2 separate regions of the Mus musculus genome follow, and region 2 is linked to region 1. Evidence: chromatin loops called from intact Hi-C (ENCODE). Cell type or tissue: left cerebral cortex. All regions are shown on one strand.

What was found. Peaks named below come from ENCODE experiments on the same cell type or tissue, not always from the same donor. Only the 100,000 strongest peaks of a DNase experiment are listed, where the experiment ranks them.
Region 2: a loop joins it to region 1, with 7 times the contacts of the local background. A loop is called at or near these places in 22 of 42 quality-filtered maps.

What each region holds. Positions count from the first base shown.
Region 1 is chr1:39,997,513-40,005,512 of GRCm38, reverse strand. Map4k4 (mitogen-activated protein kinase kinase kinase kinase 4) reads right to left here. Exons shown (of 32, transcript NM_001252200.1): 14 at 5,539-5,625; 15 at 4,764-4,889; 16 at 3,922-4,083; 17 at 1,526-1,756; 18 at 600-706. Among named protein-coding and RNA genes, the nearest start is that of Il1r2, 83 kb to the left of the region's middle. In left cerebral cortex, CTCF peaks have their summits at 3,286 (motif pointing left) and 4,388 (motif pointing left); DNase peaks (open chromatin) are centred at 3,070, 3,223, 4,396 and 4,863; H3K27ac peaks cover 545 bases.
Region 2 is chr1:40,374,587-40,382,586 of GRCm38, reverse strand. No RefSeq gene overlaps it. Among named protein-coding and RNA genes, the nearest start is that of Il1rl2, 54 kb to the right of the region's middle. In left cerebral cortex, CTCF peaks have their summits at 2,334 (motif pointing left) and 3,631 (motif pointing right); DNase peaks (open chromatin) are centred at 2,311, 3,654 and 7,205.

The DNA of each region.
Region 1 (8,000 bases):
TGCACACACAGCACACTCCACACCTGAGCAAACGTCAGAGCCACTAACAACACGTGACTCCAGCCACCAAAAAGGTGAAGCTTAATTCATTTTAATTAAGTTAAATTCATACTCAGCCTCATTGGCCAAGAGCTACTGCATCAGACAGAGCCACCCTAAACCTCAGCAATGACATCACTTGGCTAGCATGGTAGTCTATGGCAGGTTGTGAGGGAATACTAACTTGGCTGTGATTTCTTTTAACTCAGTCTAAACCCTCACAATTTCTTCTAGACTAAAAACCTCTCTCAAATTATGTTTCTTAGAACCTGTTCTCAATTCTCCCTTCTCTACCTTTACAGAGAAATATAGTTTACATTTCAAAATTACAATACACATCAAGATTCAAATCTGCTTCTCACTACTGATCAATAACGCTGCTGCTGCTGCGTGTGTGTGTGAGTGTGAGTGTGTGTGTGTGTGTGTGAGTGTGTAAAATATGTCACATCGGTCTAGAACCTCAGTGCTAGAGATGCACATTTCTGCAAACAGACAACAGATGACTTTCTGAGAGACTGGGAGCCACAGCACATCTCCTCCTGTCAGTTCTCTTTTTTTACCTGGTGGAATTTCTCTGTCCTGCTTGGCTATTCTGCTGTCCACCGCCCTGCAGTGGGGAATCCCGACGGGAGAGGACAGGGGAACGAGAGGTCGTTCTCACGGGAACCTTTAGGTAGGAAACACAGCAGTTAAGACAGACAACAGAAGAACACCACAGCTCCCCCCCAGCCCCCCCTCCTCACAGTACACTTTATAACACAGCCTTCCTCAGTCCGGAATGCCTGCCACGAAGCTAGCTCTTCCCTTTCCCAAGCCTCCCCTGCTCCTGCACGATCCAGACAGCCTGGCCCATCTCTACAGTCCTGTCATGCTGAAGTCATGTTTGGACTGAAGCGGGTGGCAGAGAGCATACAGCAGCGCTTCCCTGAGATAGTATGTGAGAATCACAAAAGTAAGCTCAAAGAAATCCAACAACGGTCTACAAATAGATCAGCAGGAAGCAAAGACTGGCAAAGAAGCGAGAAAATATTCAGAGGAAGCAAATTCCAAGTGGAGGAAAAAATAAACTGAGATGTGCCTTTTAATCCTCATGTACTATTAAGTACAATACGCTCAACTTTAAAGTAAAAAATCATGGTCTTGTTAATTTTTCCTCATAAGATTTTTTCTTAAATTCTTGATGTCATGCACAATAATGGAGAGCTTCTGTACACATTTATAATTCTACTTATTTAGAAGCATGTTGCTTAAAATTTTTTCCATAAATACTTTTTATTAAACTACGTTTAAAACCAGTCAATGATAAAAAGCTAACTAACCATTGGCTAATTGTAACTGCTGAGGTGGGGAATGGCTTCCCTCCCTGAGAAGTCATTTGAAACTTCTGGCCCTTTAGCCCTGATGAAGTAAGTCACTGTTCCCATCATCACAGCAAACAGTAAGTTTAAATAAAGAGAAAACAGCGCGTCTGTCTGTCTGTCCTTACCCTTGGAGGCACCTCGTCACTGTCTGATCTAGACCAAGCCTTTTGGGTGGGCTCGGGCACCTCCGACTTAGAGTCAGAGCTCTGACTGAGCCCCTCACTGCGGGAAGGTGGACATGGGTCCTGAGAGCGGAGATGGTGGTGTGCGAATTTGGGAGAAGGGTCACTGAAGGAATGGGATCTCGAGACAGGGGAGACATTGTTCTTGAGAGATGCCAGGTGGGACCACTGTACCTTACAAGAAAACAAAACACAAAACATTCAATGCGTTCTGCATACAACTAGCTTTTCTGGTCAACACTAAATCCCAAACAGGAGGTGGGTGTGAGTCGGGGAGGCATAGTGTCAAGCATGGAGCAGCCAATAGGCTCCATGCTGGTGACAGGCAAGAGGAAGAGCAAAGGCACACGCATAAGGGAAAGTGCCCAGACACAAACTGCAGACAGCAGTGAACAGGGGCATGCACAGACCCCCGAGGGGAGAGTGATACATGCATGTCCATGTCAGCACAGAGAGCTGGGGACCACATGACAGAGACACTGCTCATCAGCAAACCTCCCCACCACCTCAGAACCCTGGGTCTGAGAATCTTACTGACGGGACTTATTTGTGCGTGCACACACACTCTTCCTATTATGGGACTGTAGCAGAGAAACTTAAGAACAGCCAACTTTTCAAGAATACCAATATTTTTTTCTCCCAATCTTAAAATGTTTTAGACCTAGCTGAGTTTACACTCCTAGTTATGAAAAAAGTGGGATTAAAATTTCTTTACCAAAATATCCAGTACCAAGAAAGCCCAGGCTGACCAGCATCAAGATACTCTGGGCTGACAGTAGGAATATGCCTTTGAAATGAGAACTCAAGGACATGACAATTGGCCAAGTGAATTTCTGCAGTCACTTTAAAAAAACATCCTCTCAGAACTCTATAAACTATTTTAGTAAGAGGTACCTGTACCTCACTGCTGGAGAATAACCAACCACTAAGGCGGTTATGGGAGCTGTAACTCAGCACGCACTAATCAATGTGTCTTGTGCTGACTTGCCTGGCTTCTGCAGGTGAAACCGGCAGTTAAGACCCAGTGCATAGTCTCTGTGGCTCACAGGCAGATCCAAAGAATCCTAGCTTTGGTACAATTCCCATACTACTAAAACATCTAAGTGTTCACTGGGAGAGCAACCAAACGGATGTGTTACCAAATAACGCTAAGTGGGACTCAACGCTAGGAGCCACACGAGTTTCCCTCCTGCAGGTGAAAGCTTGGGGCAAGAACTCTGCAGCGGAGGAAGAGAGGCTGTCTGTCTCATCTCCTCAAACAGAAGCTTCTCGAGCCTGCTGCTCAGAGGCAAGTTTGCCCTTGTGTTGGGTTTAGCTCTCAGGACAACCATGCTTCTCACCAGGAAACAGGCACTAAGTGGAGCAGCAAGTGGCACCTGGCCCTTCCCACTGCCTCTGCTGGCATTCTCTGGTGTAGCTCTCTGAAGCTCTCAGCTGCTATATCTGCATAAACCCCACCCCCTGTACCTCAGATTTGCTCAGCTCAACCATCCCCCAGGAGGGTTGGTTACTGCAGAACACATTCAAATTCTCATGTGACTGCATCTGTCACAGAAGGGCCATTTCTTCTCAAAACCACCAACTCTTGTCCTAGGTGACATGCAAACACCAGGGCCGACCGAGTACAGAAAGCTCAGAGAAGTGTGTGAGGCAGAGCAGCATGGAGGAGTGCCTACACACCCTCAGGGGATGGGTGTGTCTGCCACCTACTGTCCTTTCTAGACAAGGCTGCTGCTTCTCTTCTGAGCACTCAGACAAGACAGACTCTGGGACAGACTGAAGGAAAAGTCATAAACTCTGTCCTAATCTCTTACAGGAAATCAATATTCAACCCACTAGGCATAACCTGTGTTCAATCTTGACAGGTTTGAGAATCTGGTTTTGTATTTTAAAACAACAAACAAACAAACAAACAAAACCAAAAACCTTTTCCCAGGAAATTTACACATTCAGCCAAATAAATAGGAGCCTGCACAGAAATGCAAGGCCACCTTTAGCGTCCAAAGGTCCTTCAGGGAGCTGGGACCACAGACACAAAGTACTTACTTCAAAATGTTCAGGTTAAAAGTTCTCTTCTAACCTGCTTATACAATAAAACCAACGTTCTAAAAATATAATTTAAAAAAGTATTTAAGAGGAAGGAGGGACTTCACATCTGAGTTAAGGAGGGGGAAATAAAAGTATTGACTGGAGATAGCCATAATGAGTTCAATAAAAATCTTAGACAACAAAACAAACAAACGACAAGCCTCCTCTCCCTACGCTGAATGCACGCCTCCTGTTCACACCAGCTGTTGAGACAACGGGCTACACGTGGCACAGGGAGCTACTGCTGCTACCTGTGGCTCCGCTGGTCTCTGCAGGGCAGGGTGCACAGACTCGGAGTTGCCATTGGAAAAAGACTCTGACCGGGAAGGCACGGGTGGCTCCAGTCCTCTGCCCGTTTGCTTAGCCTGGGCCTCAGGGGAGCTGTGGTTAGTCTTTCTAAATCTATCTTCCACCTGCGTCAGAGAATTAGAAGACACGGCTCCATGTTAGTAGGAAAGGAGAGATGAGGAACATGTAAGAGCAAGACAACTGAGAGAAAATGTGTTCTATTCAGCTCTGAGAAGAGAGGCAGCTAAGTGCACAGTGGCGGTGCTGAGCAGGGCTAAGATTTGATAGAGGACTTTTAAAAACTATGAAAATGAAAATTAAGCAAAGCAGCTTCTAGACTATCCTCAGCACCTAGAGCTTCATTACTCTCTAAAGAACAGAATCTGTCCTGGACTCTGCTCCCTGTGAGGGAAGATGTAGAAGGGAGCCATCTGCAGGCCAGAACCGCACAGTGCTCCTGGACGCACCCACGTCCTTCTGTCTAGCCCAGAGAGGACCACTTGCTGCATCCTTATGGGAGGCTCTGGTCATCCAAACACCACTGATCCAGTAAGGCTAAAAGTCCACTGCCTCCTCATGCTAGTCTTAAACAAGACTGACATTTCTCTCATTCGCATGGTAAAGACTAACACTGCCAGGTACTTGTGTGTGTGTGTGTAGTTTTCTTCTGATCTCTCTAGCATTTGTTAACCAAGAAATCCATGCAGAAAACAGAGGTGAGATCCTGCAGTACAGCTCTCGACAGTCATCAGGGGACGCCTAGCTCTCTCGGGACCAGTCTGTAAGCAATAGGGAAAGCAGGTACCTCCCGAGCTCTGTCAGCAGGGTCATAGTGAGGCTTGGGCTCTGGAGCATGAAAGCTCGGTTTGCTCCTGTCCTGCTGCTGCGGGGGCGGCGGCTGCTGCTGTGCGTGCGGCCTCCTGTGGTCGTGCTGTAGAGACAGGAGATATGCTTGTTCTTGTTGCAACTGCCTCTGGAGCCTCTCTGCCTGCCGGTGCTCCTCCATCTCCCGCCATCGGCACTCCTTGGAGAGGGAGAGGGTGACACTGAATCTGGGGACCGTGGCGAGCTCACCTCCTCTCTGGATCCCTTCTTGGCTTTGGTTTTTTTTTTTTTTTTAAATAGCACTTCCCCCATTGTTTAAGAGCAAGGCAAAATGGCTGGGATTTTAAATAGCATGTTACCTGTGTAAAATGTGACAGCATTTGCTAACTGTAACATCATTGCGGAGTAAAGGAATTCAATTAAACATCAGATACAGTGGTATATATACACACATACTCAGCAAAAATTCCCACAGCATGCACTGTGAACCTGATACCTCTGGCATTTTCACATTCACTGAATGCCAGGTTCTGTTTAAGAGTTGACAGGCATTTACCAAACAAGGAGCTAGCTTACTATTGGGAAATAAACTAAGGGCAGTTTTCACTGTGCTTGATAGCATGACCAGAGGACAGCTTCACTGGAACCTGGCTGCCACAGTGAGACCAAAAAAGTTTGACGGTCACTACATCTGGCCAACTTAGGGAAGGGACAACGGCCCTGTGGTATGGAACGGGACAGAGGCGGGGCGTTACCAGTAACATGGCCTGCTCCTGGAGCAGCTGCTGCTGCAGGATCTCCAGGTGCCGCTGCTCCTCCTCTAGCTGCCGCCTGATGTACTCCTGTCACACAGAAATGACCCAGCAGTCAGTACATCCAGGAGGGACGCGACTGAGTCCCCTGTGTGGGTAACCGGCACTCCAGAAGCTCGGCAGCAAGCTCGCCGAGGACTGGACTCCTTAGTGAAGACAACCTGCTGCTGAGGGTGTTTGCAAGGCTCCAAGCTGTAAGTAGTCTAGCTTACTGGCATGATGCACACAGCGGCGTTCAAGCACTGCTGCTATTACACTCTCATCACATCCAATACGGAACTTTAAGGAGGCTAGCTTCCTCTTAAGGACAACAGACACCACAGAAATGGCGAGGCATCATTTTAAATAAGCACAAACCAGCAATTTTTAAAAACTAACACCCAAATCTGTTTAAGATAAAAATAAAAAAAAAAAACAAAAAAACAAAATCCCAAACCAACCAAACAGGATTTGTGCTTTTGCTAATGACTCCAAAAGTTCCTGGAATAATGGCTACAGTCGGAAGATGTGGTCAGGAGTCATGGACTATGGGCACTTCTCTACAGGTAATCTGGCCAAGCCCACGCTGGTGAGCTTGTGTGTCTGTGTAGTGTGTACAGGCACGAGTGCAGGGGCAGGCTGATGACGTGACAGCGGGCGAGAACGACCACCGAGTCACAGTGGAGACGGTAACCTCGTACAGAGCACAGCAGAGGTTTCGGCTCCAGTGCTGGGGATGGGGTAGGTGAGAGGTGAGAACACACAACCCTGCAGTTACACAATTCCTATTAGTACACAGGCATCAGGAAACCCTAACCCAAGCCCATCAGAGACAAGCCGCAGCGCCTGCTGTATACTTTCAGCCCCACATTAAGCAGGAGGACCTACTTGTCCTAGCAGGGGAGCAATGGACTGGCATGTGGGAGAACTGTCCCATGGAGGTGGCTTCTGTTTCTATAGTGAGCGCCTCCTCCCAACCACCCCATTTCATGGCACATGCCCTTAAGTAAAAAGAGCCAAAGATATGCCTGACCAGATGTTTGAGTTAACCAATAGTTCTGGTCAGAATACCAGACAACAGAGAAACAGTGGCCTGCAAACACTCAGAACACCACATCTTATAAACCGCACCAAACACCCAAAGCCAAGTCCCTTTAGCTTACACCTGACATGCCAAGAGCACGCTAAGGCATCAATCAAGTGGCTTTGTGACAGACACGTGGCCTTAGCTGCCTGAGAAAAGAAATCTGTGTCTCAGAGCATTCCTTTTTCGAAAATAACAGAATTTAAATCAGAGCTTGAAAGATCAAGTTACTATAAACATGTTTTCTGACTTTAAAATGCAAGAATACTGGGGGAAATCAGATGCTATGCAAACCACAAAGATCTCGACATGCAACGAACAGAGAATACAGCATATACACGCTTTCGTGGGAATGTACCACGCACCACAGCAAGGGAAGATTATTTACAAAAATAAATAAATAAATGAATAAAAACATAAAAAGCAGAGTAAAACAACCAATTTTAAGAAATGCTAAAAGTGCAGGGTACTTGCTATTCACATCTTTTTCAAGGTTCTTTCACATTTTTATATTTATGAGTGTTTTGCCTGAGTGTATGTTTGTACACTATGTGTACGCATTGCTGGAAGAGGCCAGGAAAGGGCACTGGATCCCTGGAACTGAAGTTACAGATGGTTGTAGGAAGCCATGTGGGGGCTGGGAACTGAACCACAGTCCTCTGGAAGAGCACCCAGTGCTCTTAACTGCTGAGCCATTTCTCCAGCTTTATTCACAAAATCTTAAGAACGAAAATGCCACCATCACATTTCTTGTCACAATCAAACTTGGAATCATGCCTGGGTGACTTCCAACAAGTAGCAGGTAGCATTTTCACAGATTTGTAGCCGCCAGGAATAAGCACCATAAAAACATTAGTAACTAACTACATAAACAAATAAGCCCTACTGTTAGGGCCAAGAAGTAGATAATAACAGGTAGGCTATACCACGGAGATTCTAGGAACATGGGTTCATGTGCAGACCCAGGCTTAGACACACAAGGTCCAGGAGGAGTGTCAAGGCCAGTAGCTGGATCACTGTGTTTGGAAGATAAAGTCATGTTTGTTAGTACTTTAAATATGAACTCCAATTCAAAATGGCTTTCATTCATTGACTTTCTTCCTTCTTCAAAGCTCAAAGCACAGATTGACCAATTCAAAGGTAGGAAAGCCATATAAACTAAGGAAAGTTATTTTCTGTTTGCATAAATAATCTAAGAAATTTACAAATAAGCTCCACAGGGCAATAATAAAAGAACAAGTATACAAAACTGGTTTTTGTACTAAGCAACACAAACAATCTTCAAAGCTACACTTAGGCTACAGTACTCACTCAGCCAGTAGATACTTCAGGCATTTATCAA
Region 2 (8,000 bases), 380 kb before region 1:
CAAGGAGGTCCACTGCGACCTTTTATGGTCACTAGCATAGGACCTGCCTTCACTGGGCTTATATAATGGGGGCTTTCTGATTATGGCCCCTTGATTGAACGAAACCCAGGTATACTAGAGGTAGCCACTCTCCCAGGGATGTACCCCACATATGCAAACCTCTGGACTGTTGTCCTCTGTCATTTCCTTGTCTCCTGTAATCCCAAACCCAGTGATCTGTGCCTCTGGTGTAGAACCATGAAGAGTCTGAGTCTAGGCTGCATTTCCTAGTGAGGCTGCAGATGTTCTGTGCTACATGAAGCATCTGCATCATACCTCCTGTGCCTCCGTTCACACTGGATGGCTCATGGCCATCGACAACCCTTTCAGAGTATCTGGCTCTCTCTCCCTGGCCTCTGCAGGCACTTGCACATGGGTGGTGTATCTAGAGACAAGCAGACACACTTACAGACCCATAAATAAATATTTTAAAAAGTCGCTTCTGTGTTATTTCATATCTTAAATCAACTGCACTTATAGCAACCTAACTTAATGCGACTTTTTTTTTTTTTACAAATATCTTGTTCGAGTGGAAAACCATATACAATGGCTACATAGAAAGATGAATATTGTACCAAAATCTATTCCTGCGTGTATTAAGTCAGAATGAAATTAACTACGGGGTGGGGGTCGGGGGAGCCTCCCAGCCCTATCTCCGGAGACCGAGCTGGGAGGGGCAGTGGACACAGGCACCTAACTCCTATACCATGGCTACCTCAAATCTTCTGACCATTCCCATGTGAAGGGTGGGGGCCCAAAGATAACATCAACGTTGTGCTGCCTCTTGTCCCAGATTTTCAACAGGGCTGAAATGGAAGCTCTAGCTGAGGTAGGTCGATGGCCTTCCATAAGAACAGAGCCCACCCAATGATGGCCACCAGCTTCATAGGCCAACGGCCAATCATAACTCATCTGAGGAGACCGAGGGTTTTCCTTCACCGCTGTTTAATTCGAGAAAGAACATCTCTTCCTCACCCAACCAGGCAAATGAGGAAGAAGGATGCTAAGAGAAATTTTCCTAGAACTGAGTGTCAGGAAGAACGAGGAACTGGGTAACCCTGCCTTGATTCAGCTCATCTGGCCAGTTTCAGACACTGTGCCTCCAAAATAGACAACAATGAGCTACAAAAAAAAAGGGTTGCTGTCTGGTGGCAGACACGGGCATAGGCGATTGCTCATCCCTGAGAGGGGCAGGGTGCTTCCTGGAGGCCTGGAGATGCACATAGGCTGCTGCTCATACCTGGGCGTAAAATCTTCTAGTTTCTGAAAGAGGATGGAAAAGGATCTTGAGCAGACTGGTGTATCTGAGACCACTGCAGGAAGCTGGGTCAGGAACTTCCGGTACGCAGAACCTCGGGGACCGCAGAATGCTGCGCTGATGCAGTTAAAGAGAAAGAACGTCAGGGTTAAGGAGCAAGGCCAGAGACACTGGGGAAGGTAAATAAGAGGGCTCACAGCTGGGTATGAGCCAGCCAAGCTAACTAGTGAAGAGAAAGCACGGGATTCTGAGAAAACAGCAAAGTTGGTTCAGGCTGCCTCCTAGAAAGCCCGTTGCCCTAGCAAACATCTCAGCTCTCCTTGCTGTTACATCTTTACGCATCGAATTTTATCCAGTGAACCTACTTGTAACAGACTGAATGGTGAAAAAAGATTGAACCTAAGAAAACCTCTTTCTGTTCCAAGGGGGATACCACCCCGAGACCACCTCAGAGGTGGGAAAGGGAAGAGAGACAGTTGAATAAAAATTATGAGTCCAGATCCTAGAGGTAGCTGCTTGGCACAACCGCGGTTTGGCGCACTCTCCATTCTGGAAGGTGAATCTCCACTTTCTTGACTGTTCAAAAGAACTCTTGACTACTGGCTCGCTCTACCTGTACCCTAAAAATGTTTCTCTCTGGAGAACACAGTTAGGATCGGAGGTGTTTCCTCTGTAACCATGGGAGGCTTACCCACAGCATGTCAAACTAAGCATAGATACATTTCTCACAGGACCACCTCAGTCAGAGCTCTGGGCAGATTCCAATTTGTCAAAGGGCATGAAGGTGTTACCAAAATCCACGTGATATCCTTGGCAGTGAACCAGAGCCGCAGCTAAGAGTATCTGAGAGACAGGGCTGACACCATGTGCGGTGAGGCTCCACTCTGCATCCTGTAGGTCATGATTTTCACAGTTCAGTAAGACTAATGATTCTTCCACTGCCTCCAGCAATGTGCATAGCCCCTTCCAGTATTATATAAGCTAACCTTCTAGTTCTAAACAGATTCTACTCAGAAGGAAAAGCACGAGGGTGCCCCCTGCAGGACAGAAGAAACAACCCTGTGCAATGTGGAAAGGTTGTGTTTGGAATCCACCAGCTGCACTTTTGCTGGGGTTTTAAAGCGTCGGATTTGGCACTGACATTAAACTTGTACATAACCCCAAACTGAGATGCAAATTTACAACATGGCTGATGCCCACAAGAACTTCGGGGGCAGAGGTCGTGACACTTGTGCTCCACTACCTAATTTTTATCCTTGGCAACGCAGGAGCCCCAGCCCTGGGTAAACCAACAACAACCTGTGCCACAGGTGTCCAGGGACCCCAACATACTCCCTGTGCTCCCTCTCAACCCTATTTCACCAGGTGACATTGTTCTTAACACCAAGGGGGAGACTCACTCAAAAAGGTTTAGCATCCCTGCAAAGGAACACTTTAGCTGAAGCCAACAGCTCGCCGGAAAACACAATGTGGCCCATAGTGCAGATCTTTCCCATGCTCATCGTTCATGGGTTAGGGAGTCAGACCACCACTGGGCCCCTCTACCAAAACCACAGAGGTGCTGCTGGCCCTGACAGAGGGAGGCCACATTTGAATCAGCCAATCGGTGACCGCTGTTGTTTTTGGAGCTCCTGCCTGATCCATTGTACCTACCAGTAAACATCAGATACCATAATTGCTGGTGCCAATTGCTGTAAAAATAATATTAGTGTAGTCGGGCTAATAATTATTACAGTTACAGGCTGAGTCACTAGTCTTTTTTAAAAAGTGTACAACGTGCTCTCAAATAGACAGCATTTTTCCACAGACACAACATTACCTCTGACAGAAAAGCCAGCCTGCCCTCGTGCAATGTGAAATCAGAAAGAACTGAACACGGACACTAAATTACCTGGAGGTTGCGTGTATGAAGCATATCAAATGTAAATAAAAATCGTTATCAGACTTGGTGGGACCCAGCCCCAAGGTATCTCATTATGCATATTTAAGTAGTTCAAGGCCCACCCCCCAAAGATCAGAAGGCTTGAATAGATATGGTCCCAAGTGTCTTACACAAAGACTACCTCATCTGTGACAGCAACATGCGGGACTTCATGGAGGCCTCACTAGCACATTTTCTTACAAGGAATCGTGACTGTGGTATGCTTTAACATAGGCAGTGTGGTTTGCCTGAGGAGGAATCCAGCTCATCTTAGAAGCAGTGACCCACCTGCACAATCCAGACTAAGGGGAAGAAGCACATTCTTAGCCTGAAGTTCGAGAACCTTCTAAAAGTGGTGCCCTGCGAAGGACTCCGTTGCCCTAGGAGAAGCGTCATTCTTAATATCGCCACTAGAGGGTGCCACAGCGCCACGGGGAAATGCCAAATGGAGTCTTTGCTCTACTTTGGCAAATTAAGGCATGATTTTCTCCCTAGTCTCCTGGCTTTTTCTTTCTCAGGGCTCTTTGCCCACAAACTGCTTTCTTTTCTTCTTGATGTCATCCTTTTACAGGGGCAGGAAATTATGGTCACTGTAAACGAAGTTATCAGGTAACTAAAAGGTTAACAAATAACAAAAGTAGATGTGGTTCATTAAAGCAAAGTTTCTAAAACAAAATAAACAGAGGTCTCAGATCCTATGTTTTTAGGTCTTGCATTTGTATGGATATACTGAGTTCAAAATAAAATGTGTATTTCCCCCATGCATTTTGTACCAGCTTACAAACTGCTCTTTTCCATGGTCCTCATGGGTGGTTGATGCTGGTGTGTTGGCTCAAACTCGGAGTCTAGCCTCTGCACACCATCTTGCTTGTGGGATTAGTTAAGAGAGAATGCAAGTACTGCCCATGGCCAGAAGTAGCCGTACAACTTTTGAAGAATCACCCCAATTCCTAAGCGGCTTCATTTTTATTTTCTTCAGAATGATATTAATTATAATGCTGATGAAGGGGTTAAATCTTTTTTATCTTTTTATTCATTTTCCTAATTTAATAATTTTATATTCAGTTATAATTACATCTTTTCCCTTTACCTTGATCCCTCTGACCCATTCCTTATATGTCATCTCTTTATTCTCTCTCAAACTCATGTCTTTTTTGCTTCTTTTTACATACTGTGAAGACCAGGCAGAAAGAATGTTTAAGAGTCAGCCTCTCAGGGACTTTACTATAAGATTGCATTTTCTAGAAATCATTTTAAAAGCCCACTGGAGCTTATAAGTACAGCGAGTACAAAGATTCAAAAGTCTGTTGTTTTCCTATGCACCATTAAAAATAAATATAATTCAAAATGCCATGTATCAGTTTTTGAATATCAGCTGACATCTATCAAATGCACATAAAATATGCACAGCAAATACGTTAATTATTTCTCAATAAAACTAGAATGGCATAAGTGAGAAAGACAACATTCATTATTAAATGGAAATCCTAAAATTTAAAGATACCGATTCTTTCCCATTTATAGATTTCGTCCAATTCAGAGCTTAATTCTAGCAAAATATTGATATATTTATTCCATATTTTACAGGGAAAGATAATACTAGCCAAGAGAATTTGTAATTTCACAGCTTGGGATCTAGCCTGAGGACCTGAACATGCTAGGCCAATGCTGGGATTCTAAGATCTGTCTCTAGTCCCAAAAGTCTATGTTAGCATCTCTTGGATTCCATAAAAAGAGAGGTTATTTTGATCCATAATTCCAGATGTTCATATAAAACATGCCATTAATATCTCTGGAAAAACATAACTGGTTTTGAAAATTACCTTGGAAACTTGACTAAAATTCCTCACCATGGATGCACGCTCGGCACCTTTAAGGAGACTGGCATTTAACCATTTGCGTAGTTTTCTCTGGGACTCCATTTTTAGCTATTTACCTGTGAAGGATTTCTCAGTGCATGGTGATGAGCATGCTGAGTGTGCAGGACTTGCTCCACCGCACCTGTGATAGAAGGGGTTAAATCTTAATGAGAGAAATAAAAAGAAAGGAGAGAGATAAGGGGCCTGGACCACACCGGAAGGTAAGAGTTTCAGTGCGGAGAGCTCCCCATGTTCACAGACAGCAACACACAGCCATGCCTGTCAGTGTGAAGAACAATTCTCTCACAGGGTAGAAAAACATGCTCTGCATACCAGTCTATTTTCTGATTTTTTTATTAGTGTGTATTAATCATACAAGATAACACAATTCTCCATGACACCTTCAGACATGTGTATCTTATGAACGTTAACCACATCAGTCCCTGCGCTGATTCCCTGTGTAAGAAATAAATTGTACCGGTGCATCTTCACAGTGAGGTCCCTCAGAGAACCACAGATGAGCCGGGGGACACTAGGACCCTATGTTCCCTCCCTTCCTGACAGCTGGTGCCTGCTTGGCTGGGCGCTGTGGGGTTCAGCCTAGGTCACGGGCAGTCTGCTGCATGCTACAGGCTCCTCAAACCAGACAAGGAGAGAAAGTCAAGTGCCAGGATATTAACTGATGAGACTTGTTGTCCTGAGCCAATAGGATGGGAAAGGGAACAATACTAGACATTATGAAAGTTTGTATCGCCCTGAAGAACTGGGGAATATAAATACCACTGTCCTGCACCCAGTCTGCAGGCTGTCTTTTTTATCCTTTCTCTGGACTGATGCTCCAGTTTCCAAGGTTGGAGGCTGTATTGCTTCAGTGTCACAACTCTGTGCATCCAAGATGTCTATTATGAAGTGAGGGCCCCCCGGGACTCTTATTATGAAGTGTGGACCATTTTTTCCCTGCCTTCATCTTCCCACAGAGTCCCCTTTCTGCCTTTCTGCATCACATCCCTTTGCAAAATCTGGGTCCCATATGAGAGAAAGTCCATGACATTTGTCATTCTGTCCCTGAGCACCATGACCTCCGGTTGCCTCCATTTTCCTGTAAACTGCATAAGTTTGGTTCTTCTCTGTGGCCCCTTGAAACTATTCCATGCACAGTGCTCATTTGCAAGAATTCTGGTGAGGGGTTCCTGAGCTGGCTTCCTGGCTGCCTCCTGCTAGTCTGCCTTAGATTTCTGCAGGTCTACAGGTCTTACCAAGCTGTTGAGATGGCACCCCTGACACTATAGTAAAGACCAGGTGAAAATGACCTCACTATCCAAACTGGTTGGATTAGAAATCAGTTCTGGCTAAATAGACAAAAATTGTGATTTTTCACATGGGGGCCAATCATGAACATTTGTTTTGTTTTCAAATGTGAGGACAGATTCTTATTGAGGGGATACATGTCATTTTCACAATTATAGTTTAATTTTTCACTAAGGAAATATGGGGGGGGGAACACCACCCAGTCCCAGGTCTCCAGCATACTCCAAGGATCAAAGCCCATATGATGTTCCCACTTCCCTGTCCAGCCAGAGGATTTGGGCTATGGGGGTGGTGGCAGGGAGCAAGACAAACTGTGTGTTGAAGCCCCAAACACAGCTTCACCCTGCAGCTGGAAACAGCATACAAGAGGAAAGCGAGACAGTAACACGAGATGTATTCAACCCAGTGCCGTGTTCACTTGTGTATACTCTATTTCAAGCCCTGCTAAAGTCTGACCTAGAGAATGACCTAGAGATGCAGCCTCCTTTCCTGAGCTGCTTGAAGGCAGAGCTGTACACATCTCAGGGTGAGAGCAGGGAATTCTGCTTCCAAGTCTAAAACCTGCGACGGGGCACTGGTGGGCTCCGTTTCTCATGGTCCGCCCTTTCAGGAGTGGTTAGGCAACAGCAGTAAGTAGCAGCTGAGTGTCCAGTGAAGGGGAGAAACCCAGGACTCTGGAGCCCTTCCCAAATCAGGAATTTGCCATGGATAACCAGGGAGCTGTGGAGTTCTCTCATTAAGGCAACCAGCAGGGTCTCCAGATGCATTCTGGGTATGTGAGGCTCAGAGTGTGCACACTGTGTCCCAACCTTCAATGGCCCAGAAAAACTAACTACACTTGAGTTGAGAAGGCCCTGGCCATTGAGTCCCAACACCCAGCAGTATTCCGTGCCAGGACACAAAGCCAACTCTGTGTATTTGTTATGCCAAGAACAGAAAGGAACTCTCCACTTTCTTCATCTTTAAACACATCCTGCATCCACTCGCCAGAAGAGCACGCAATGGGAGAAAGTTTGTAAACGGGAAACAGGGCCAAGATCTGGGGAAAGGTCAGCTGTGACATGGGATCACTGCAGGGTTCCACACGTGAGTAGAAGAAGCTCAGGTTGAGCCCTCACATATAGGTCCCACTCTGGTCTCCCGGTGGCATCATTGGCTAATCAAGAGGTTTTATGTAAGTATCTTTTGTTTGTCTGTTGTTTGCTTTCTCAAGATAGGGTTTCATTACCTAACCACCCTTAGCTCCCATCCCAACCCCCCACCTCAGCCTCTCGAGCAGAGGGATCACAGGCTACACTATCACACTTGGCTTACATGTATAGATGTATAGATAGATAGATAGATAGATAGATAGATAGATAGATAGATAGATAGACAGATAGATAACTGATTGATACATAGATTGATCTATATCTATATAGGTACAGATATACATTATACTTAAAGATACAGATATCTGATATATATGATAATATATAGACAGACATATATCTGATATACATAGATATTTCTGATATTTATACACCTATAGATGTCTATATAGACATGTCTTTATGTCTATAGAGAGACATAGATATAGACATAAATATAGATTTTTTTAATTCCAGTTGATCTT